5 separate regions of the Homo sapiens genome follow, and all the other regions are linked to region 3. Evidence: chromatin contacts called from ENCODE Hi-C or POLR2A ChIA-PET data. All regions are on one chromosome and are shown on one strand. The core of a region is the stretch at or near the end of the contact, and the rest is flanking DNA. Distances in the headings are between cores, read along the strand shown. Region 1 overlaps LOC101929750 (a long non-coding RNA gene). Region 2 holds the start of FAM177B (family with sequence similarity 177 member B). Region 3 has its middle 36 kb from the start of DUSP10. Region 4 overlaps MIA3 (MIA SH3 domain ER export factor 3). Region 5 has its middle 9.3 kb from the start of TRT-TGT2-1.

The links. Hi-C counts contacts between places; a loop is a spot of excess contacts on that map. ChIA-PET counts read pairs that join two places held with the same protein, here RNA polymerase II (POLR2A). Pooled maps may share reads with other maps.
Region 1: a map with no recorded cell type shows a loop between it and region 3 (17-fold over the local background). The contact joins two enhancer-like sites. A Hi-C loop is called at or near these places in 4 of 37 single-sample maps with no recorded cell type and 7 of 50 pooled maps.
Region 2: a loop to region 3 is called in a map with no recorded cell type, with 2.1 times the contacts of the local background. The contact joins the promoter of FAM177B here to the enhancer-like site in region 3. A Hi-C loop is called at or near these places in 4 of 37 single-sample maps with no recorded cell type and 2 of 50 pooled maps.
Region 4: a loop to region 3 is called in a pooled map, with 4 times the contacts of the local background. The contact joins two enhancer-like sites. A Hi-C loop is called at or near these places in 1 of 168 maps with a recorded cell type or tissue (naive thymus-derived CD4-positive, alpha-beta T cell), 1 of 37 single-sample maps with no recorded cell type and 7 of 50 pooled maps. POLR2A ChIA-PET finds 5 or more read pairs at or near these places in 2 of 52 experiments (GM12878 and activated CD4-positive, alpha-beta T cell).
Region 5: a loop to region 3 is called in a map with no recorded cell type, with 14 times the contacts of the local background. The contact joins two enhancer-like sites. A Hi-C loop is called at or near these places in 1 of 168 maps with a recorded cell type or tissue (transverse colon), 8 of 37 single-sample maps with no recorded cell type and 6 of 50 pooled maps.

Annotation. Positions count from the first base shown.
Region 1 is chr1:221,067,046-221,072,480 of GRCh38, forward strand. It overlaps LOC101929750 (a long non-coding RNA gene), which reads left to right. Exons shown (of 7, transcript XR_001738479.2): 3 at 1-57. Among named protein-coding and RNA genes, the nearest start is that of HLX-AS1, 190 kb to the left of the region's middle. RefSeq lists a silencer at 2,099-2,148. Within about 2 kb of position 2,231, at least 4 of the 41 ENCODE cell types and tissues checked have a DNase peak (open chromatin) inside an H3K27ac peak, as active enhancers do.
Region 2 is chr1:222,733,837-222,738,643 of GRCh38, forward strand. FAM177B (family with sequence similarity 177 member B) reads left to right here and starts at 3,366. Exons shown (of 6, transcript NM_001394345.1): 1 at 3,366-3,486; 2 at 4,068-4,185. BROX (BRO1 domain and CAAX motif containing) reads left to right here. Exons shown (of 13, transcript NM_144695.4): 13 at 1-1,351. RefSeq lists an enhancer at 2,608-3,149.
Region 3 is chr1:221,775,376-221,780,727 of GRCh38, forward strand. No RefSeq gene overlaps it. Among named protein-coding and RNA genes, the nearest start is that of DUSP10, 36 kb to the left of the region's middle. RefSeq lists enhancers at 2,195-2,284, 2,355-2,404, 2,435-2,484, 3,535-3,584. Within about 2 kb of position 3,301, at least 8 of the 41 ENCODE cell types and tissues checked have a DNase peak (open chromatin) inside an H3K27ac peak, as active enhancers do.
Region 4 is chr1:222,651,587-222,656,462 of GRCh38, forward strand. It overlaps MIA3 (MIA SH3 domain ER export factor 3), which reads left to right. Exons shown (of 28, transcript NM_198551.4): 12 at 391-462; 13 at 642-746; 14 at 1,422-1,544; 15 at 1,642-1,753; 16 at 2,657-2,712; 17 at 2,803-2,893; 18 at 3,069-3,207. Among named protein-coding and RNA genes, the nearest start is that of MIA3, 36 kb to the left of the region's middle. RefSeq lists an enhancer at 3,386-3,625. Within about 2 kb of position 2,130, at least 3 of the 41 ENCODE cell types and tissues checked have a DNase peak (open chromatin) inside an H3K27ac peak, as active enhancers do.
Region 5 is chr1:222,453,260-222,458,113 of GRCh38, forward strand. No RefSeq gene overlaps it. Among named protein-coding and RNA genes, the nearest start is that of TRT-TGT2-1, 9.3 kb to the right of the region's middle. RefSeq lists an enhancer at 2,126-2,175. Within about 2 kb of position 2,277, at least 10 of the 41 ENCODE cell types and tissues checked have a DNase peak (open chromatin) inside an H3K27ac peak, as active enhancers do.

The DNA.
Region 1 (5,435 bases), core at 981-3,480, 710 kb before region 3:
CCCTCCTGGAACAGGCCCTCCATCACCGTAGATAATTCATGTCACTGAATGGAACATGTAAGCCATCTCACTTCTTTTTGTCTTCACAAATGCTTTAAACACAGGCTTGGAAAATCTGTGGGCTTCTCACACGTTCTCAGATATATTCCTTTGCACCTAACTGGAGTGAAATGATATGGTGCTCAGTGGAAGGAATCTGGTTGTGCCAGCAGAGGTTGGGGCTATGGAACCATGTAACTGGAAGCAAGCAGTGAAAGAAACCTGGAAACTCCTGTCACCCTGTGCCTCAGTGCAGGCTGGCTCAGCAGCATCAACTTAATGTTCTGTGTGGGATGCTAGCACATTTGTGTTTGGAGCCTGGTAATTAGATTGTGAGCAGGAGGCAAAATCCCAGCAATCTGGTGGCATGGACAAATCTTGGTGTCAGAAGGCATGGTGTGTTGAGGCTTAACAATCTCAGCTCTATTTTTGTCTATCACCCCTTTGATACATGTCAAAAAAAATCCCACCCACTAGTTCTCTTTCTCCTCTCCCCATCAAGATCAAGCACCATAGACAAATTAAATAATAACAATAATAGAACAGGAAAATAATACACCGATGATCAGACATCAAAATGAAATGCAGACCCTTAGAACAACTTTGCTTCGTGTACTTTTAATACATTTTATATGCCACACGGCAATTTACTGAGAGGTGGATTTTAACATACCACATATGCTATTGGCAAGATAAGAATTACTGAGTTGAATGTTGGTTCACTAAATATGCTGAAACCCTTTTACAGTGTAGACTCTGAGGAACAGCTAACACTCTCTTTATGGGCACATTGAAATGAATTGTGCTTTTACTGTATGTCATTGTTATGTTTCAGGGGACATGATTTCACCAGTAGCTTTGCCAAATTTTTGCAATAACATGATTCCACTGTATTTCTATTTTAGTACCACGATCTCATGCCTTGAAGTTTATTTGAAAAAAGAAAACAACATAAAAAAGAGTGAAGTTCAGCCAAATCCAGGTTATTCAGGATTTAAGTTATAATCCAGCATGAAGATTATCCTAAACTTTTGCTTCTCTTCCTCACCTTTAGTATTTTTCATCTTAAGTGGATGTTCCTGCTCAGTAGCATATTTCCCAGAAAGAATCAATGGGATTTAATTAATTTCTTGTGTGAAATGCTGCAGAGATACTTTTTGAGGGAGGGAGAGAGAGAGAGAATGAGAATGTATGTAGAGAGAGAGAGAAGAGAGAAATGGTTGGAAGCTTTTGGTAATATTTTCTGATATGTATAAACTTAAATTACCTAGAATTCATGAGCACTTCTGCTTGCTATCCATGTAGAAGAGATCATTAAGAGATTGCTGTATTTTATCCATAATGTACTTTTCTAACCTAAATTATTAGGAATAGGAATACCCCATCTGCATGCTATGAATAACACCATGTGTGGAGAATCTGCACAGATCCTGAGATAATTGTAGGGATGAAGCTGTCTAAGGAGAAATCCCAGGCCTTAGGAGAGTGTGAACCTTGTGGAAAGATGAACAAAAGGGGAAGAGCCCTATTTTGAATCAAGGAAATCTTAACTCATGAGAATAAAATTAGTGTGAGGAGCCAAATCCTGAACAATCTTTAGTTTCCTTATTTTCTCTCTGATGACACTGTAACTGTCTAACTAAAAAGGAGAGAATCAAGTTAAGGAGCAAAGTATTTGGTCAACCCTTTAAACTATTTGTCGACATCATTTTATAGGTCAGCATACTTGTTTGAATTTTCCATTTGTCTTTAGAATATCTACCTGGAGAGAAGTCGATATTTAACTAGAAGAGATGGACGCTGTTGGGCTAATACAAAAAGTTAAAAATTCAACCCATGAAACATTGGTTTTTATTTCATTAGCAATTTTGGTTTCATTTTTTTTACCCAAATTAGGCTGAAAAATGAAATCAAAATTGCTGGTGAAATGAAGCCATTTTATACAAATAGCACTTTGCATCCTCAAAAAGAGAGATTCCACAGAATGTTCTTGTACAAACACCTGTAGTTTGGGTCCATGTGGAATCTCTCTTTTTCAGGACACAAAGTGGTATTTGTATAAGAACATTCTGATTCTGGATCCACTAGCTGCAAGAAGACCTGATTGAACCAGTGCCTCCCGCTGTGGGTGAAAATCAGCCTGGCCTCTCCTGGGACACAGAGGGGACCAAACTGTCAGTCACTAGAATGATTTGTTCTCACTTTCCAGCTGGCTGGTTTGGTGCTGTTGTTGATGCTGCCACAGTCATTGTAGTGTAGGGTAGGTAACAGACTAGCCTTCCAAGCACCTAGCTTTCCACCTCCTTGCTGAGACTTTGGCTTGGTCTCCTAGAAATGGCTCCTTTTAACCCAATAAACAGGGAAGTGGGTGGGGGGATAGCTGTTTAAAAAGAGCACATTTTAATGGAAAAATGAGGTATTTTCCATTGTGGTAATGTGTCTTTTTTTTTCAATCATAAAATTGCTCAAAAGAGGAAGCAAAAAGAGGAACATGTATTCATTTGTTTCAACTTGAATTTGTGAAATGAGTTCTTAAGAAAGCTAGCAGGCATCTATTTCGAAGAATTATGACTCCTTTTCGACATGTAAATATCGTATCATTTCCACAGTATAATTATCTCCCATGATGATCTAAATTTATATGACTGTAGATTCCAAACGCAGTTATTGTGGAGTTTCAACAAGACCACATATGAGAAAGAAAGAGAGAAAATATCTGCATGTGTCAGTGTTCAAATGACACCATCAGAGACTGTTGAGAGTAAGACAAGACCTCTCCTTTGTGACCAGTTAACTGATACTAGACAAGTATTGTTCTAGCAGGTAAAATGACTCGAAGATATCTTCAAACTTTATATTTTTTAATAACCCCCATAATACAGAATTACCTATGGATGTACATGTTGGAGTACATTCACGTGAAAGTATAGAATCAGACATTATTCAGGCAGACTTTCCCTGTTCCAAATACTCCTTAATTGAGGAACTACCTTGACTACTAATTTTAAATCACAATAGTTCCATGCAGAAGGGAGAGCTAAGTTTTGGGTTACAAAATTTTGAAAACCACCATATAGAACCCACCTAAAATATCCAACCACCAACTTGCCACTGGCGATGGCTGAGAAAGCAGAAGGGAGGCAGATGTGGTTGTTGCCCAGTTGGAAATGATGATACTAATAAGACTTTAAGTGAAGTAAGCAGAAGGAGTTTGGGGCATTTGTTATGCTCTCCTTGAAGCTCTGTTCTGAGTCCTCCCAGACCTGGCTGGAGATTGATTTTCCTTCTGTGCTAGATATCCTACGTGAAAATAACCATGGCAGTATTAATAATAGCACTGTAGCAGCTGTTTGGAAAGTGAGCACCTTCCATACCTTAACTTTCTATTTTGCCTGGTAGATTGCACTCTTTTCCTTTTCACTAGCAGATAGTTCTCTGAGTACGAATCTAAAGAGAGGAGAGCCAAGGCTATCTATATTGCCTATGGTAAGACAGCATAGTGAGACATTTCCTTAAAAATCTGGGAATGACTGCAAATGGCATTGGGAATACAATCATGAGTTGGTTGCCCCTGATGGTAGTTCTTCAGGTTCATGCATAGGAAGCTCCAAGGGAAGGTTGACTCATTAGATGCACCAAAGGTTGGCTTACTCTAAAAATGAACATGTCATGAGCATGCACACAGGGTTAATAACATATATTGAGCTTTTCCTATATGCTAGATTCTTTTTTACCTTCTTATTAAATCCAAACAACAACGTCCCAGTGAAGATGTTGTTATCAACAAGAATATAAGCAGAATGAGTAGCAATTTGGGTTCACTTGTATACAATAAACACTTGGCACATTTGCTTTTCAAATGATTTAATAAATGTTAACCTTATGGATGAAGAAACAGAGTTTTGCAGAGATTGAATACTCTGCCAAATTCCCCCAGCCAGATAACGCCAGAACAGGGAAACAGGCCTGACGCTATGGGGAGATTTTGTTCCCTGCCAGAGGTTCAGCATACCCAAATCCCCTCCCTTGTGTGGGCCCTGGTTGGAGTTGGACACAAGAAAAATTTGCATGAGATATGGAAGGTAGAAGTGAAGCAGCAGCTGTTATGCTCAGAGGATGGACATATGGATGCCAGGCACCATGACAGTGTCAACTTACACGTCATCACTTATCTGCTGGTTCACCTCGTTGGTGTGGGGCAATGGCTGGGTCCACAGCTTCTCTAGTTTTCAGCAGATCTCTTCCTTTCAGTTCTTTGAGTCCTGAGCCATGGCAGGAACCTTGTGCAGCTTCACGGCAAAGGACACCAGTCTCTTCTGCAAGTTATCTATATTGTTGAGGTTGGAGGCCATGAGATACAGATGTGGGTTTTAGTTTGTCTTGTCTCTCTGTTCATGTCCAGCTTGTCTTCCTGATTGCCAGCCTTCTTGACCTCTAGTGACTTCAAGGCTACTGCCAGATGCAAAGGCAACAGCCTCCCATAGGCTTCTTTATAAGTTCCCACAATGCTGTCGAGTCTAACCTCTTCAGTAAACCATTTATTTCATATCACTTGTGGTGGCTGTGCTTCCATGATCAAACTTTAGCTGTTATGGTTTGTCAGACTCCAAATTTCCAGGATACTGCACTCACTGGGAGACTATGAGGGTGAAGGCACGAGCAGGTTTCAGTGGGACTGGAATCCTCTGGCTTTAGGAAACTGAGTACTTCCTTAATCAGATGCTCAGAGAACAAAGCAAGGGGATATACATGAGCAAAACAGAAAATTGAGAAGTCATATCAATGTTTCATTTAGCTTATGAGATTACAGAGCTAGTAATTTCATGGCCAATTATATGTTTAAGATAGGCCAAAAATAAGTTGAAAAAATATTTCAGTGGCCGTTTGTGGACAATATAAAAATGACATTTTTCTGATTTCTCAATCAGTGCTTTTCAGTATCTTAGTCACAGCCTACATTTACATGCCAAACATCTGCATGGAAAGTGAAAATATGCTGTTATAACCTAGATGAAACATCTGGAAGATGATATTTTTCTACTTTTTATTCATTTGGTGTCACATAGATCTAGGCATCAACACATATCTCTTTTCCCTTAACTTTAAAAAAACATGATTTTATTTTTCAGTGCACTTTTTCTGGAAAACAATTTTGCAAGGTGCAAGGTATTCAGATGAAGTGCTGAAATCTTGGCTGTAGGAAAAGTTAAGCATAACCAACCAACACTTACTTCAACCCCAACTGCAACACTTCTGAGACTTACCCTTTGCCATTTAGCACGTTCCTTTTGCTGTCTGCTTGCACACTATGTACCCTGGGACTTTCCTGGTTTTCTCTGCCTTCTGCTTTTGGGGTAATATTGGTTTAACCAATATTAAACCAAGAAGTACAACAT
Region 2 (4,807 bases), core at 2,116-4,615, 960 kb after region 3:
TCAAATATTGCATGATGTAAAGAAAAAACTTTAAACTTAAATGAGTAGGTTGTCCTGAATTACACTGGTAACTCTCTACTTCTTTATTAAAGAAGTTATAGTAAGATGCCTTTGTTACCTGATTTCAGTGTACATTGTTTTTATGTGGTTTTCTGATAATGTCCTGTCAGAATTGTATTGGTTTAGGCCAAAGGCCATAGCAAAAACATAGAGAACAAATATGATCTTAAAAATAGATTGTAACATTTTAAACAATTAGTTTAGTAATTTGGGAAATAGTGGATGCATAATACTTTAACAGAAGTCACACATCTGTAGGTTTATCTTTTGATTATTCTCCTGAGGCATTAGATAGTTTTTCTATTATAAGTGACAGATTGACTCACTTAATATAAATAAGTAGCATACACTAAAAGCTTACTATGTGCCAGATACTGTGCTGGACACTTACATAGATAAGCCATTGAATCCACACAGCAGCCCTGTAAGAAATAAGTAAAATCTGCATAAAGTGTTGAAATAGGAATATACATTTCATTATGAAAAATGAATAGATTATGCCTATCTGAATCAATATTGCATTCAAATAAGTGATTACTTAAATCATATATCATAGTTTACACTCCTTAAAAAAAGGTACATAAATTCAGTGAGGTTTTTTTCTTAACATACAGAAGTACTAAATACTGCTTGCAGTATAATATTGATATTGGAAGCTGCAGTTTCCAGAATAAGTGGAGTAATAACTAAACAGACATTTAATTTTATTTCAATATCTATGGAAAAAACACTTATTAAATCTCCCTGTATTTTATGTTGTCTTTATTACAGAATCACTTGTCTGTTTGTTGTGTGCCACTTACTGACAAAACTTTAAACAGTACTTGATGCCAGCTCTCTACTCTGTGGCTGTGGGACCTGTTTCTTTTAGGTACTTGTGCTTATTAATCTACTTACTAAATTTTCACATTGACATTTTTGGGGATGATACTACCATATACGAAATGGAAAATGTAATATGCTCAGTGCTTCTGTAAAATGCAGCAATACTGGTATTACTTTACATCAGTAGGCATCTTTGACATGAGCATATAAATATTTTGTTGACTCAGCAAAGGTGACACTTTGTGACTAAAGTATCCCATTATATATAATGTTTTTTGAAATGTTGGAAATTTTGGGGAATTATCAAATGTATAGAAGTTGCATGAAGGTTATAGAGAGGTGTAACTGTTTGTTAACTATTACATGGATTTCATACTAGGCAGTGACAACTAACATGTTACTTCAACTAAAAGTGTATAATGGGTTGTCTTTTTATTTATGAAAATAAAAGTAATTTTACTTACAATTTCATTGAGATCTTTTGTTTTTCGACAAATATTTTTATACTTACTAAGCCAGTAGCAGTTAAAACAGTGCAAAATTATTCTTCACAGTAATGTTTTAAAATGACAGATAACCAGGCATGGTGGCTTACGCCTATAATCCTAGCATTTTAGGAGGCTTGGGCAGGAAGATTGCTTGAGCCCAGGAGTTGAGACCAGCCTGGACAACGTGGTGAAACCCTGTCTCTGTAAAAAATAAAAAATTAGCTGGGTATGGTGGCACGTGCAGTGAACCACAGTCATGCCACTGCACTCCAGCCTGGGCGACACAGTGAGGCCCTGTCTCAAAAAAAATAAAATGACAAACATTTGCATCAATTGTTTTATGCTTCATGGGTTCATTAAATATTCAACGCTCCTTGTTCAGTTTCTACTTATGTTTATTGGCACCTATCACTTCTTAATCTCAAAGGATTTTGATTGGCCTGTTTATGTCTCGTGCTTAGTAATAGCCAACATGATACAGTATTTGTACTATGGTACGCTAAGCTAAAGAGTGTATCATTATCGCTGTACAATAATCTGTAGAAAACTCTATTCCTTGCAAACTTGAGGCAGCACTTTTAGCGTTGTATAAATGCATGCAGAAATAATACCATATTCAGAATTCTTTCAGAATTAGAGTACTCATGCTTTAGAAAATACTGGGTTTCTTATCTCTTAATGTGTGTAAAATAAACTTGGAATGTCACTTTGGGTTACCATAAGTTTGTATCTAAAGATTTTATTTGACATTTGAATAATTTGCTTAAAATTTAAATATTTAAGAATGTTATAGTAATAAAGGGATCAAAATAGTTAATCTGGAAGGGGAGTTGACAAATTATAAAACAGAAAACTATATTTGATTGTGCATATCCAAAAAGCCAGAGCTATCACTTCAGCAATTTAATGTATCTAATGCCTGTGATTTGCTTGAGGTCGGTAGAAGCTTATATAGTCACTTTCAGAGCACTCCCCTGAGAAAATGTCAAGACTTGAATTTGCTTCTCTAATGCAGAGCTTCTCAAGTAGTTTGTCTCAAGCTATTGATCGAAGCCTTCTGGGTGTCTAGCTGGGCAGCACTTAAGGTGGCTGGAGCTCCCAGGCTGGTCGCCTCCAGAATTCCAAACAACTAATTTTCTCTATCTGCCATGATGTAAAAAATGCTGTGAAACACCACAGTGGGACAGGCATGGACAGGCATGCAGGCAGTGGGGTGCATGTATGTGGTTTAATACTGAAAATAAGGATACAAAAATCCTGCCAGGTGATGCTCCTGTAATTCTCAAGGAGCGGCAGTGATTTGTTATTTCACATTTTTCCTCACTCTATCCTTGCCCCTGACACACACACTGCAAGTCACTGATTGGAGCAGGCCAGTTCCTTCAGGTGAAGGGGCCTAGAGAAATGTCGGTGAATACCCAGTGAATACCACGCTGTGAAACTCTGCATCTGAGGCACGCAGTGGGGCTTTGGTTCTCTCCTCTCACCAGGGGTTTGACCTTTCAACCACCTCAGAAAAAAGGAAAGGTGGAAGCAGGAAGGGGGACCAGCAGCTCCAGGCAAGCAATGCTAATTAGCTCCAGCGTAATGACCCAACATCAGTTCTTAGCTGAATTTTAACAGTCCATTTGAAAACATTTTCTAGATAAATGAAAATGGAAAGAGCTCTAGAAAATGTTTAAGTGTTACATACTTAAAATAGTATATTTACTTATTGAAGTTAAATGCCAAGATGTAGAACTAGTGTGTTATTTTCTTGGTACAGATTACAATGCTGTGTTTCAGTGAAGGAGCTAATTGAAATGATTAGTAGATAGATGTAATCAGAAAAATATTAAATGAAGATAGTAATTTCTAAAGCAGGAAATAAAGACAGTTACAAGTCTGTTCTTATTTTTCCAATCTGTTATATAACTCCTCCCACCCATTAACCTTAACTAAATGTATGATTCATTTGTTAAACAAATACTGAGTTCCAGCTACGTGTAAGGCATCATAGGGGCAGAAGATACAGCAGTGAACATAACAGGTAAAACCCTCCCCCTCTGCCAAGGGGCAGGACAGGGAGGAAAGGGAAGACAGAGACAGGTGGAATATGGAGTGTTCAGTGTTGGTAAGTGCTAAGGAGAAAAAATGAAACAGGAGGTAAGATGCAGAGGGTGGTGGTGAAGGCAATGGGAGGTTGCCTTGAAAGCGGAGCTCAGTGTAGTCTCCATTTGAGTTAAAGACTGGAAATGAGCAAGGAAACAGTCTAAGGAAAGAAAGACTAATAGAGCAGCCAGCAGAGAGCTCTCTGCAGAGAGAGAGGGCGGACCTGTGTGGTCAGGGAATTGCAGGAAGAAGGCCCGTGGGGTTAGAGTGATGTCAGTGGTGGGAGAGTAGTACAAGATGGCGTCAGAAAGCTCGTAGGGGTTAGGTATACAGCCTTGTAGGCCATTATGAGGAGTTTGGCTTTTACTCTAGGTGAGACGGGAACCCACTGGAGAGTTTTAAGCAAAGACATGACATGGTCTCACTTAGGATTTAACAATTCTGGCTCCTTTTCGAGCGTAGACTGGAGGGGGCCAATTAGGAGGCTGCTGCAATAATCTAGGTGAGAGACGACGGCAAGGGTGAGAGATGATAGACCAGGGTGGTAGCAGTGGAGTAATGAAAAGTATGATTCCAGAAATATCCAAGACAATTTCCTGGCAGATTTGATGTGAGGTGTGATTAAAGAAGAACCAAGAATGACTTTAGTGTTGTTGGCCTGAGCAACTGGAAGAACAGAGTTGCCATTTATTGAGATGAGAAGGCTGCCAGAAGAGTAGAGGTAAATGTGTGAGTATGTGTGTGTTGGGGGGATGGAGGGAGAGTTGCACTGAAAGCATGAGCAAAGATTTAGACAAATTAGGATTGAGATGTCCATTAGACAACTAAGAAGAGATGTCAAGCAGGTAGTTGGATCTGTGAGACTCAGGGAAAAAGTCTGACCTGGAGAATATAAATGTTACAATCATCTGTGTGTGGATAGTATTGAAAGCCACAGGGCCAAAGGAGATCATCAAGAAAGCAGATAGGAAAGAGAAGAGGTCCAATCACTGAGCCCTGGGGTAATACAATATTTAAAAGGTCAGAGAGATTATATGGCCTGTTAATTACATTATATACTTAGGAACTATCCTTCATAGTCTGTATTTGGGGTTTTTAAGAAACAAAAGGTAGAGGTGCTCCCAAGAATTAAACTGAGCCGGGCGCAGTGGCTCATGCCTGTAATCCCAGCACTTTGGGAGGCTGAGGCAGGAGGATCGCTTGAGTCCAGAAGTTCAAGACCAGCCTGGGCAATATAGGGAGACTCCGTCTCTACAAAAACTGCAAAAAAAAAAAAAAAAAGGCTGGGCGTGTGGCACGTGCCTGTGGGAGGTCGAGGTTGCACCACTGCACCACTCCAGCCT
Region 3 (5,352 bases), core at 2,051-4,550:
TACTCCACCAAGTTGTTAGGTGCTTTCCATAAACATTACTGTGTACCAAAGGATTTCACCAAGTTGGTAATCGTGTTTAACAATCTTCCATTATAAATGCACCTAATAATTGGATAGAGAGTGGGAAAAAGACATTCGATTGACTATGTTTTGAAAATCTTGATATTTGATTGAATTGTATTGGTGGCATTGAGGAGTCAAAGGCTGCATCTTCTGGGTCTGTGGTCGACACCTTGGCTTCCCAAAATGAGGACGGCAGCTACACTGACATTGCTTGGGAGCTTCTTAGAATGCAGAATCTCAGTCTGTGTCCCAGACCCAAAGGTTAAGAATCTGCATTTTAGCAAGATCTCCAGGGGATCAGAATGTACACTGACATTTGAGAAGCACACAACTTAACCTCTAGCGCTTTGTATTTGGAAATATAGAGGCACCAGATTTCACCCCACAAATTTGAGCAGGCAGAGTTGGAGGAATGTCTCCCTGTAAAACAAAGTTAGAGGAGACAGTTTTGGGCACTGCCTAGCTTTGGAGCCCTGGGGAAAGCCATGGCCAAAGAAGATTATGAAAGCCACAGCCGAGAGTCAGTCTTTAAAAAAAAATAACAGCTTTCTTGAGATATAGTTTACATATATGATTCACTCTTTTATATTATACAACCCAGTGAGATTTTGTATATTCACAGAGTTGTGCCACCATCAAAAATTTTAAAACATTATTATCACCCCTAAAAGAAATCCGTACCCATTAGCCATCAGTTTCCAATACCCTCATCAACTCCCCACGCTGGGCAACCACTAATCTACTTTGCATCTATATACATTTGCCTAATCTGGCTTTTCGTCTAAACGGAATAATACATAATGTGGGCTTTTGTGACTGGCTTCTTTCACTTAAAATAATGTTTTCAGGGTTTTGCCATGTTGCAGCATGTGTCAGCTCTTCATACCTTTTGACAGCCCGATAATATTCCATTGCACGGATTATACATTTTGCTTATCCACTCGTCTATTGATGGACATCTGGATTGTTTCCAGTGTTTAACCATCATGAATAAAGATGCTATGCACATTGGTTTACAAATTTTAGGTGTGAACATAAATTTTTACTGGAGAAAGTTTTTTTTTTTTTCTTAAGTGAAAGCAAGTTTGTTAAGAAAGTAAAGGAATAAACAATGGCTACTCCATAGGCAGAGTAGCCCTGAGGGCTTCTGGTTGCCCGTTTTTATGGTTGTTTCCTGATTATAGGCTAAACAAGGAATGGATTATTCACAAGTCTTCCAGGAAAGAGGTGGACAATTCCCAGAACTGAGGGTTCCTCCCCATTTTAGATCATACAGGGTAACTTCCTGATGTTGCCATGGCATCTGTAATTTGTCATGGCGCTAGTGGGTGTGTAGCAGTGAGAACAACCTGAGACAGTTTTGACCCTTAAACAAAGTGGGTGATATGGCTGTCAGCAAGAGAAAGGCAGGTAGGCAGGACTTCTGGGAGGAACAGCCACCTGCTCAGGAAGAAACCCTTCCACCCCAGCTCTTCCACTACCTGTGCAACCACCAGCAAATCACGAGATATCTCAGATCCACGTCTGCAAAACGGACATAAATCTTAGCCACATTGACCTCACACTTCCTTTTTTTTTGTGTTTCATATGGGATAATTAGCATAAAGCTGTTTTCAAAGGAAAAATACTACACAAAGACCCAACAGGATAGTTGTTCTTATCACATCACTGTCATTTTGGCAATTCTTGAAATTGCCAGTACCTAGTGAGCTAATGACCTTCTCACTCAGAACCAGGGAAGGAGAATCACACTCAGGCCTTTCTCTCTGGTGCCTGAAAAGATTTTCAGTACAGTAGAGATGTGATCTCATTGTGACTCTCAGAAGCTGTGCTTAGGCTTTCAGTCAATAGGCAACCTCTTTGGGGATAAAAGAACCATCTTATTCACAATGGCTTGCTGTACAAAAAAAATTAGAATAAAAGAATTATTTAATTCGTTGATTTATTCACTACTTTTTAGCATTTATGATGTGCTCAGCAGTGAGTTGTGTGCTTATAGAGGGTGGTGGAATGAGCGGCGGTAATATAAGAAAGTACTTGAAATTTGATGCTGCTTTTAGGGGAAGCCAATGTGGCCACTTCTGCTTTCTTATTGACTATTGGAAATGTAGTACAGTACTAGTAATTGTACTCTGGAATGGGCCAGTGGAAGCCAATTCGGAAAAAGCGGTCCAAGGAAGACTATAATGCTTGGAAGGAGAAGGGGAAAATGACAGAGGAAAAGAAGAGAAAAGATGGAGAGAGAGAAAGAGAAGAGAGAAAAAAGAAATTATAACTTCTTCCACCTTTAAGGAAGTGATGAGCCCACATATAGCCCAGGTGATTTTGAGCTAAATATAAAGCTTGTGAATTCCCCCCAGTGCCCAATTTGGCCCCTAGAGGTGGAGACAAGTTCAGTGGCCACAAAACCAGAGACTCTAAGTTCATAGAAGGGAGGAGAGAATGGTAGATGTGTGGGAGCAGGGAATTTACCTGCTTCCTGTTTCGGCCCCTTTTGCTAAAGTGAAATGCTGTGGTTTTGCTGGTTATACTTGTTAATACAATTCCCTCCCCTTGCAGGATATGTGTGTGGTAACGGCACCATCTGGGTTAGCGAAATAGATACTCCGAGGTATAACACACTAAACACAGCAGGATGTTTATAAAATTCTTAATCTGGGCCCTTTGGACCACCAAGAATAGACATAGAGATTATACAAGCAAATTACTAAATCAGGCTGAAACCAGACATATAAGCATTTTCATAAATACTTAAAAATTTACCTATACCACGAGAGGCCAACTCTCAGACCATTCTCTGAGAAATACTAGACCACCCTGAGATGCTGGTACCTTAAGCACACATTGTCTCTTCTTGTTATGTGGTCATCACCACCAGGATATCCGCCCCTCTCCTGCCCTGAACATCTAGAGCAATTTGGCTGGGCACAGTGTTCTTTCCAGAACATTTGATTGCTATACTTACATAAGGAGAAAACTCTATTTTCATTTGAAGACTTCAGACCTCCTTCACAAAGTGATACTGCAGTGAGGAAAAAATGCAAACTGAGGAGCCACGAAAGCTTGCAGCTGAAACAGTGGGGTCTTAGACAAATGATTTTGCCTCCTCATCTGTACCACAATAATAAGAAAGTTCATCCGACAGAAGTATTTGAAAAAAGCATCTGCTTTCATGTCTGGCACATAGTAGGCATTCCAAGAAGGCTAGTAGCTCTTACCCACGCCCCTTTTGAGGTGATTTTCGCTTACAACCAAGCCAGAAGGAAGTCATAAAGCTCACGGGCCTTACATAGAGAGGAAGCATCAGAGAGTTCTCACTCACAGCCCTCACTGCTCAGTGCAGGAGCCGCCCCAGTTGACAGGACTCACTTCCTCTGTCTACACTCCCAAACCTTCTGTGCCCAGCAGTGTGTGCACATCTGTCTACACTGAGCTCTAACCAGAGTGCCTGGTTGGGGTCATGACCTGGCTCATTCAGCAGCATGAGCTGGAAAGGACTTTGGCTAATAGGACACCTGGTATCCAATAAATTCCCCACCCTGTATTTGTGACTGCTAAAAAGCCGAGTACAGATGATAGGCAATTCATTTTGATGGTAAAGAGTGGCCCGTTCAGGGGAGAAAAAGGGAGTCCCCTAAAGAGACCCTGGGTGCTCAATGCCAGGAGCAGAGTGAGCTTGTGTACGGGATGTGTGCTAAGGATGTGTATAGCATGGTGAGTTACATTTTTAAAAAATCACAAAAAATGTACAGGTCTAGGGCTGAAAGTTCTTAGAGCTGCCTCACAAGAGTTGAGGTCCTTTCCCATTGTTTGCAATCTCAGATTGGTTCTTCTTCCCAGGGGCACATGGCACATAGCACTTTGGTGATGGGGACTGCTTTGCTGATGTCAGGGTCAAGGGGTGCATGGACCATGGGCAGAGTGCTGGGCTCAGCCAAATGGTTCTGGGTAGGTCTTGCCTCTTGTAGCTTCAGTTTTCTCTTTTGTCTGGTGAAGTTATTACGAAAACTCATCTCTAGCCTTGGCTTATGGGATAATATTCTTGATAGGACTTTGAAAATTTGAGATTTTGATAGAAGTGTAAGGGAGCAATTTTTTAGATTGGTTCTATGTGCCAAGGGGGAGAGGGCAAACAAAGGCACATTGGGGTGCTGGTTATGAGTTTGCTTGCACACTCGCAGTGTTCTCTTCCCTGGTCTGGGGCATTGTGTCTGTTCACACAGTTGAAAACCAATGGTGGCCGTGGGCAGCCCTGGACCTCCTAAGGACACAAGGCGAAACCAACCACCTAGCCACAAAACAGACGCAACCAGAGCCTAGCTAGCTCTCCAGCCTCTGGGCTCTCCCTGCATGGACGGCCACTCTACCTACCTCTAAGACCTATCTGGGCTTGGAAAAGGAAGCTCCTGAGCAGCCTCAGCCCTGATGGTGAACTCAGCATCAAGCCACAGCTTCTATCAGTCAGCCTGGAGAAAGCAGGCCCAGAGATGCACATTAGGATCCTGCCTGGCTCACAAATTCCTCTGCAGTGAAGTGACAGGAGTCAAGCTAGTATTGCAGCCTGAGTCATGTCACCTCCCTTGCAGGTTTCCTTAAGGTCATGAGTCTCCTGTGCATGGATTCATAATCCATGATCCAGTTTGAGTAAGTTGGCCCATGGTTTAGGCTTTGGTCCCCAAGCTTCTGTTTTGATATCTGTCTGCTATTCCCTGTCCTTCCCCTGCAACAATCCCATCCTCAAATCCAGTTTTCCTGCATTTCCAAATAGCACCTTCTCCGCTATGGTAGACAGCTTCAAGGTAGTCCCCACTCATCCTCACCTTGAAGCCATACCCTTGAGCAGTTTGCTCTCACATTCACTCGGGGTGACCTGTGTGACCACAGTAGCATGCAGCTGACGTGACAATGTACAACCTCTGAGGTGAGGTCATGGGAGATGTCGCGGCTTCTGTCTTGTGCCCTTGGACCCATCCCCCTGGGGAAACCAGCCACCTTGCCATCAGCCCCAGCAGCCTTGTGGGAGGTTCCCTGGGGAGGAACCAGAGCTGTCCACGAAGGGTCAGGAGCCACCTTGGAAGCAGATCCCAGGGTCCAGGCAAGCCTTCATAAGACTGTATCTGGCCGACATTTGATTGTGACCTCATGTGAGACTTTGGGCCAGAACCACCAACAAAGCTGCTCCTGAATTCCCAATTCACAGAAACCGTTAGAGAATAATTATTTTAAGTTACAAAATTTAGGGGCTACTTGTCAAACAGATAACAGAACCAGAGAATAGATAACCAATAC
Region 4 (4,876 bases), core at 880-3,379, 880 kb after region 3:
ACAATTGTCAAATTGTACTAAATTAAAGTACCTTGGGGATTATTTTTTTCTCTTGCCACAAGAAAAAAAAAAGTCACATTGATTTGAACTGGTTTACTTAAAAGTTTTTTCAGTTTCTTTTCTTTCACCTTTTAGTCTGGTCATCTACCACATTTTATTCTAACCAGGAAGGTTGTGTATGCTGTGAAATATTTATGCCTTTGATTATTTTCCCTTACCTCTTTAAGTTCTTGATTTTTCCCGAGGGCAAAACTGAAACACCTGCTTTTACCTGAAACATAGGGGATGGCTCTGGGACATACTTTGTTGATGTTTCTTCTTCTTAGTATGTATCCCAGTGTTTCTACTAAAATCCTAATATGCATTTTGTGTTCTGTTTTTACATGGCAGATATCAGAAAACAAGAAATCTATAGAGAAGTTAAAGGATGTTATTTCAATGAATGCCTCAGAATTTTCAGAGGTAAAGCTGACTGTAATTCCTGCAGGATATTAATACTATATCATAGTTTGATTGCAGAGCAAAAATTTGATATATGCTAAAATGTGCAAAAAATGAAAACTACATGATGTTGGGTTGGAAAAGTAACTTTTTCTGGTTTTCTTTGGAATTAATTCACTAATAGGAGTGTTTTGCATTAGGTTCAGATTGCACTTAATGAAGCTAAGCTTAGTGAAGAGAAGGTGAAGTCTGAATGCCATCGGGTTCAAGAAGAAAATGCTAGGCTTAAGAAGAAAAAAGAGCAGGTAAAGGAAAGTGCGTGTCCCAGGTCATGTAAAATAGAGAACTCAGTATCATACCTCATGAATGCCTTTACTCAGATCTATTTTTAGGGTAATATATGTGCAGGATTCTGTTCTTAGATATGCAAAGTTTAAACTATGCTTCCAAAATTGAGTGTAGGTATACATTCTCTATCTGTTCTGGATTTTCTGTTCTGTACAATTTATTTTGGCTATCAGAGTGTGTAGTCTTGTTTTGTCAGACACCAATTGCTATTAACTTGAGTAGCCTCGAGTGGGTAGTAGATTGGCTTTTTAGACCCAAGAGTTAGATATTTTATAACCCTCCTTTGAGTAGTTACTGCTTCACTAGCCAAGGGAAGGTTACATGATCAGGAGTGTGGACTTGGGAGATAGTAGGATGAGCCCTTCTGTTCCTTCTGGAAGTGAATTATTTGAATTGGCTACAATTTTCTGAAGGATGCAATAAACAAGATCAATTTCCTTGATAGCTCTGATGTTCTCACTACAGCTCTGAGGGTTGGGGCCACTGTCTCCTCCCACTTAACCAAGGTCTTAGCCCATAGTGATAGGCCAAGGAGAGGCATGGTTCCTTATTTACCTGTCTCATTCATGTGGTCCTAATGTCTCCAGTGCAAAAGCCCTAACCTGTGGGAATCATGTGTTTTAACTTTGCAGTTGCAGCAGGAAATCGAAGACTGGAGTAAATTACATGCTGAGCTCAGTGAGCAAATCAAATCATTTGAGAAGTCTCAGAAAGATTTGGAAGTAGCTCTTACTCACAAGGATGATAATATTAATGTAAGTGCGTTCATGAATACAAGCTTAATTCTTGTGAATTATCAAATCTGTTGAATTAAATGGAAAGACTCTTAATGCCCTTTTACTTCTTTTCTAGGCTTTGACTAACTGCATTACACAGTTGAATCTGTTAGAGTGTGAATCTGAATCTGAGGGTCAAAATAAAGGTGGAAATGATTCAGATGAATTAGCAAATGGAGAAGTGGGAGGTAAGATCAGCCTCAAGGAGGATGGACCCCTTTTGCCTTCCTGTCTTTAAGTGCACCAGTGCTACTTTTCAGCTGGCTGCATTTCCTCTTAAGCTTTCGAGGTGTAAATACATTGGATTTGAATGTGTGTCTGTTTGCATTGGGCAGAGGTGGATTGCTAGGGTGAGGTGTAGCAGTAAGCATGCAGTGAACACTGACTTTGTTTTCACATTGAGACTAGAAGGGTGCACGGGAGCTGCACTGGTCATGTCTTACACCTCTAAGTATTGGACACATACAGTAGTAGAAACTTGTTTTTCAATTTCATGGAGATAACATTTTAAAACTTGTCATCTCAGTAGCTGTGTGGTTTTAAGGCCCACAACTGGTTTTAAGAGTACTGAGGTGGTTGGAGGCATAAACTGACTAAGGCCATGAAAGAAAACCACAACTGGTTTTGAGAGTACTGAGGTGGTTGGATCCATAAACTAAGGCCATGAGAGTGGAGGCTATAGTGTTGCAGTGTTTACTGATGAGGAAAATGTTTCTAGATGCCCTCTCTCAAGTTGGATATTGCTTGTGTAGTGGGTGTTTTAAACCACACCTGGTAGTAGATTCTGGAGGAGAATAGGAGGGAATCTTTCTGAATAAGACACTAAGCCCAGATGGAAGAAAGAGCTTTATCTCACATGTTTCTTCTTGCTCAATAATGGCATGTATAACATGTTTATTGTACAAATGGGAATTCACTTTTTCAGTCTTAAGTTTGCAGTTCTCTTAAAAGTCAGTCTAATCCTTTTCTGTTTTTGTTTGTTCTTTAAATGTTTGAACATGACAATTGTTTAGTTTTGGGTAAATCAAGAAAATATAGATTTAAAAAGCAAGGGAAGAAAAAGCAATGAAAGAAAGCCTTTTGTTTTTTAGGTGACCGGAATGAGAAGATGAAAAATCAAATTAAGCAGATGATGGATGTCTCTCGGGTATAATCGTTTTTAGAGTCCCATAATTGCCTGTGAATACTTTTACTATGCCTCACTTTTATGAATACTTGTCTCTTCTGCAATTTTTAGACACAGACTGCAATATCGGTAGTTGAAGAGGATCTAAAGCTTTTACAGCTTAAGCTAAGAGCCTCCGTGTCCACTAAATGTAACCTGGAAGGTAGGTTGCTTCTTGAGAAGAAATTGCTATATATTGGAAAGATACAAAATTGCATTAGAAAGATAAAGAGCGGCTTCCTGCTTTCATACTTCTCATTTCTCTCAGCACCAGCCCCCAACCAAGTTCTCAAGTTCTTGTGCACACATATGGAACTCAAATGTTTTATCCTTTACAGACCAGGTAAAGAAATTGGAAGATGACCGCAACTCACTACAAGCTGCCAAAGCTGGACTGGAAGATGAATGCAAAACCTTGAGGCAGAAAGTGGAGATTCTGAATGAGCTCTATCAGCAGAAGGAGATGGCTTTGCAAAAGTAAGATTATCATCATTTACTGTTAACTGTATTGTCATGTCAGTAAATAAATGTGTACTAATATAGATAATGTTATCGTTTTTCAGGATTGTACTCTTTTGCATCTGTAATTAGTATAAATTTGTCTTTCTTTCTTTCTGCTTTGTTTCTCATAAGCTGCATTTTTCTTTCCTTTCTAACCAGTAGTCAAAAACTGTTGCCTGTAACTCACTTAAGGGGGAGCAGTGTACTGGTACTGACGGTCGCTGCTGTGGGAGTGCTTCTCTTTTGAAGATCTGGCCATGCCTTGTCTGTGGCTCCGCCACTTGTTTCACTTTCCTTTCTTTGTGGTCAATTATGTAATTTCCTTTAAACAGTCTGAGGGATTTGTATGACGTGTTTTAGTAGAATAAAAACTTCAAAAAAGGAAAATTTACTTATTGAAGGTACATTTAGTTTTGGACTTCACAGAGTAAAATATTCAAACTAAACATAATTGTGGCAAAGATATTAGGAGTTTTGAATGTAGAACTATTTGGTGTGTATATTTAGATAATAATCCTCTGAAATACATATCTCAAATTTCGAGCGAGGTACCTTTTGAGAGGTATATTTTTATAGTTCAAGTTTTTTGTCCACAAAAACATCTGAATTCTCTAAAAATAGGTTATCTGTGGCAGTTGCTATTTGTGTTTGCTCTTATGTTTTACTCTTTGGTGTATATGGCAGTGTGTGAGGAGGCCTCTCTTGCTAAGCAAATTTAACTTTTTTAAATGCTTAGACTGCTACTGCTGTATGCCATTAAATATTGAAACCATACCATTAACTTTTTCTCTAATTCTTTGCTCACCAGGCAGCCAGTTTAGATTTTCCAGGTTTTGTTCAGGCCAGCTCTAAATAAATGCCTGTCCTGCTTCAGAGAGACATTCCTCATTTCATTACTTTTTAAAAAAGAGCACTTCTCTGCCTCCAATAGTAATGTGAATTACGTAAATGGCAACTGTTTTTCTTCGTGATACAGTTAACCCATTGATGTGGCAGTGTTTTATTCAACTTCCCCAAAATTCATTCAGTCTCCATGTGTGGTTTGTACTCTACTGTCCACCCCTAAAGTCACTGTGTTAATTCAGGCCCTTGTCATCTTTTATGCCAGTCCCCTAGCTAATCACGTATCTCCAGACTTTCTTTCCCTTTTTTTTTTTTTTTTTTTTTTTTGAGACAGAGTCTCACTCTGCCGCCCAGGCTGGAGTGCAGTGGCGTGGTCTCAGCTTACTGCAAGCTCCGCCTCCCAGGTTCATGCCATTCTCCTGCCTCAGTCTCCCGAGTAGCTGGGACTACAGGCGCCCGCCACCATGCCCGGCTAATTTTTTTTGTATTTTTAGTAGAGATGGGGTTTCACCTGTGTTAGCCAGGATGGTCTCAATCTCCTGACCTCGTGATCCACCCGCCTCGGCCTCCCAAAGTGCTGGGATTACAGGTGTGAGCCACCGCGCCCGGCCAAAGAATATACTTTAATGCAGGTTCAGTGAGTTTACTTTTGTATGAAAATGTCTTTAGTTTGACTCCATTTTAAAAGGATCTTTCTGCTGGTTCTGGAATTTCGATAGTTGTTTAGTATCAGCACTTTAAAGATAACCAGTTATCCTCTAGTTTTAAAGTTTCTTTGAGGAATCTATTATCATTCTTATTT
Region 5 (4,854 bases), core at 1,027-3,526, 680 kb after region 3:
ATGATAAAGGTACTTTCCATTCCACAGCTCAGAGATCCTGTTCCAGGAAGCATCTGTCTTGACAAGGTGTGAGGACTCTAAGGGAGGCTGAAACTCTAAGGGAGACAATGAGATGCTAACAAGCTGGAAATCAGATGCATTTCAAGAACCATTTACACCCCAACAGGCTGACCTCAGAAGGGCACTCGAGACTGCCCACTGCTTTGTACTGCAGGAAGGTGAGTGTTCAACCCTAAAGAGGCGCTGGTCCAGGAAGCCCTGGTTCAGTATCCCAGTGGCTGAGGTCTGACCTGTAGCCTGTTCTCAACCAAATGGAGGAAGATGGGGGGTCACTCAGGCCCAGACCAGAAAGCAGGCTCACCGCCCTCTTACTTGCTGTCAAATTTCCTAACCAGTCATTAGAAGAGTCACTCTGTGGGACACCCAGTTGAGTCCATGCTATTAATAACATAATAAATGTGTGCAACTCAGGATAAAAATAATTCTCTGTACCTACATAGAAGGATGTGTGCATGGGCCTGTATGTCCTTTGAAGCACCATTAATGATTGAACAAGAATTCATTGCACCTTTTTTTTCCAGAGCAGCCTCTGACACTTTATAATCTGAGAAAAAAATGGCAGAACTTCTGCATCTCATGTGGAGCAGTTGAGTTTCCTGCCCACTTGTTTTCTCAGATAAACCCGAGTCAGGCTCCCAACTCTCCAGCCCACCCACCCAGGACTTTGCGCAGAGATTTGCCTTCATTTCCTCATCTGTACCCGGTGTGACAACACTTACCTTGCAGGTAGTCATGAGCATTAAATAGAGGAAACTAATCTTCCTAAAGTGCTGGTATCGTGCTTGCTGTTCCAACCCTGATAGCCATCATTACATTATTACAAGTCAAGCTGAAGGGCAGGAGAATAAATTGTAAGAATTTATTAAGCGTGGGTAGGGACCGAGTCTGGGCAGCCACAAGCAAAAATGGGAAAGGGATTCGCATGGTGGGAATGGCATTTGCCCATCTCCATTTTCGAGGCCTCTCTCTGGGTTCAACAGTTCTTCTAAGATCACATATGGCTGTCTGGCCACTTTAGTTGTAAGCTTTCTCTGCTTCCAAGAGATGTGAACTCATTTCAAGCAGCTCATTGGCAGCCCTCCTGCCCATTCTATGCATATTTTACAGAGGAGAGCTTTGAAGCTTAAGCAAAATGGCATTTGCAAGGTCACAGAGCTCACTGGTGGCAGAGCTGGGATACAGGACTATTGGATTCAAAGCCCCCCACCCACTCTTTACCTCCCTCCCCTTTCTAAAGCATGACCCACTGGAGCTTTCACGGTGGGGGCTATAGATTGTGGAAAAAAGTGGCAACATGACTGTGAACTTGCATCTGATCCAGTGATTCCAAATTCCCTTACAATTGAGGCAGAGACTCCGCCAAAGGGACTGGTGAGCCCTGTGACTGGCCCCATCACCATGACAACACTCCTGTTCCAGCGCCTCAAGGGATCTCCACTCTCCTACCTTCTCACGTAGGTGGGAAAGGTGGCGTCCTCACCTACATGTACGGCCAGGACTCCCATAATTTAAGAAGAGCCAGCTAGATCACTAAAATGGTCTCCATGCTACACGTTACAACTGCACATCTCAGCACCCAAAGCCTTCACTGGAGAGAGAAAACCGTGCCTGGGTGACTCGTGACTCGACATTGGCTCCGGACGTGTCAGTACAGAGGAACGTCGGTACCGGATCCCAGACATAGGGCTGAGCCCAGCTGGTTCTCATTCTCTTCTGGGGCCAGGCCTGCTGCTGGTTTCATTTAATTGAATATTTTGATTGTTTGATTTCTGTAGCCAGAAGCCTGTAGGCAGTAAATGCCCTTTTCCATCAGTTCAAGAAAGAAAATGTACCTGCCGAGGTAGTATCTGCTTCGCTGAGCTGCTGACTTATTTTAAGAACTAAATCTTTCCTGTTACTATATTTTTCACTCTGGGGTGTGCGCGCTCCAAGACTGACAGTAACTCAGGTCTAGGACAGGAGCGTCCTCTCGGCGATGACTTAGCGCCACCTACTGACCACTTGCTCAACAGCGGCCACGTTCAGCAACCACGGTGATCTCGACAGACACGAAAATGTTCTGTGCTCTCAACGAGAAGTTCTGCATGTATTCTTCCCTTCTCACATAGCAGAGCTTGCCTAGCAGAATTGTGCTCCTTTTATTTTTTAATATAAGTAAGTTAAGACACAGGGCTCCAGCAAGAAAGCTGAGCAAGTTCTCCATTTGGCAACTGTTTCATACTTCCCGACTTTGGCGGCTGTCATTTATAAATGATGAGCTCATGAGTGAGGAGGCTGATGCAACCCCCAGGGGCCCAAAACACAAGCATGGAGAAAGACAGCCCTCCTGTGGGATCTGATGCAATCGTCTTGTCTTCTTTAGGCTTTGATACCAGTGTTTCTAAACTTTAGGTGCAAGATTATCCTCACAGCACCTCTAAGGAGTATAAACCCCAGGGTTATTACTTACCGGTTACCACAGCAACTCATATGTAAAGAGTTGGAAAGTCCTTCCTCTGTGGTGATTGAGAGTAGACATGGAGCTGTTTGCAACCCCCTAAACACATTGCCCCCTTGCCACACAATAGCAAAAATTGAGAATTATCATCCTGTCACCACCCAGTGGCTCTGGGCCCTCAAGCTCCCAATTACTTACAGATATCTACAGCAGAGTCTCTTGACCTTCGCACCATCGGGTCAGATAGGTCTTTGTTGTTGGGAGGCTGCCTGCGCATTATGAGCATTTAGTAGTATCCTTGGCCTCTACCCACTGGTGTCACTGGCACCCCACCACTGTCCCCAAACCTCCACCCCTGTTATAACAATCAAAATACCTATAGACATTGCCAAATGTTTCCTGGGGGTACAAAATCACCTCTGCTTAAGAACCACCTATCTGGAAGGCAAATACATGGAATATAAGAAGAACAACAACAGTAATAATTACTAGTACTGCTATCATTTAAAAGGTAAAATTGCACCACCAGCTAATGGATAAGTCATCGGCTTCCTAAAAGGCACTAATTACGTGCTGAGACTTTTATGGCCTTATCTTATTTAGTCTTCACAACCAAGAAACCAGTCTGTGTTGACAAAACATTCACATTACAAGGAAACTGAAGATCAGAGATGCCAAGTAACTTGGCCAAGGGTGCAGAGCTGTCAGTGGCTGAACTACCATTTGAAACCAGACTTTCCTGACTGTAAAATCTGAGCCTGTCACCACCTCCAGATCCTGAGGTCACATAGCACAGATAGTTCTGGAACAGTCCTCACTCTCAAAAGTTCTGCCAGAGTATGCTAGCACTATTCAAATAATATATCTAGATTTAGATTTAAAGACATAAAGACTGTAGCTATCCTCTGTAAGAAATTGACCCAAAGTGTGACTGCTGTGGAGGTTTTCCAATAGGGGAATAGAGCGGGCCAGAGTCTTGGCCAGTAATTGACTGTATGGCCTTTATTTGGGGTCAGTTACTTAAGCTCTTGAAGTCTCTTCTTGTTCATATATAAGATAAAAAATTTTGTCAGAGCAATGGTACTCAACTCTGGCTGCACATTAAAATCACTTGGGTAGCTTTTTGCCATGGTTTGGATCTGTGTCCCCACCCAAATCTCATGTAATCCCCAATGTTGGAGGTGGGGCCTGGTGTGAGGTGGGATTGGATCATGGGGGCAGATTTCCCCCTTGGTACTGTCCTCAAGATACTGAGTTCTCATGAGATCTGGTTGTTTAAAAGTATGTGGCACCTCCCTTCTCTTTCTCTTTTGCTCCTGCTCCTACCGTGAAGACATATCTGCTCCCCATTTGCCTTCTGCCATAATTGTAAGTTTCCTGAGGTCTTCCCAGAAGCCAAGCAGATGCCAGCATTGTGCTTCCTGTACAGTCTGTGGAACCATGAGCCAATTAAACCTCTTTTCTTTATAAATTACCCAATCTTGGGTGTTTGTTTGTGGCAATATGAGAATAGCCTAATACAGAAAATTGGTACCAGGAGTAGGATATTGCTATAAAGATACCCAAAAATGTGAAAGCAACTTTGAAACTGGGAAATAGGCAGAGGTTGGAAGAATGTGGAGGGCTAGAAGACAGGAAGTTGAGGGAAGGTTTGGAACATCCTAGAGAGTTGTTTAATGGTTGTGATTAAAATGCTGACAGTGACGTGGACAGTGAAGTCCAGCCTGAAGATGTCTCAGATGGAAATGAGGAACTTATTGGGAATGAGTAAAGGTAACCTTTGCTATGCCTTATCAGACAGCTTAGCTGCATTATGCCCCTGCTCTAGAGATCTGTGGGACTTTGAACTTGAGAGTGGTAATTTAGGATATCTGGCAGAAGAAATTTCTAAGCAGTAAAGTGTTCAAGATGTGACCTGGCTGCTTCTAACAGCCTATGCTCATATGTATGAGCAAAGAAATGACCTGAAGTTGGAACTGATATTTAAATGGGAAACAGAGCATAAAAGTTTGGAAAATTTGCAGCTTGGCTGTGTGGTAGAAAAGAAAAGCCCGTTTTCAGGGAGGAATTTAAGCAGGCTGCAGAAATTTGCATAAATATAAAGGATCCAAGTGCTAATAGCCAAGGCAATGGAGAAAAGGCCTCAAAGGCATTTCAGAGACCTTTGCAGCAGCCCCTCCCATCATAGGCCCAGGGACCTAGGAGGAAAGAATGCTTTTATGGGTTAGGCCCGGGGACTCTGCTGCCCTATGCAGCCTCAGGACACTGCTCTCCACATCCCAGCCACTCCAACTTCAGGCATGGCTCAAAGGGATATAGTACAGGCCACTGCTTCAGAGGGTGCAAGTCATAAGCCT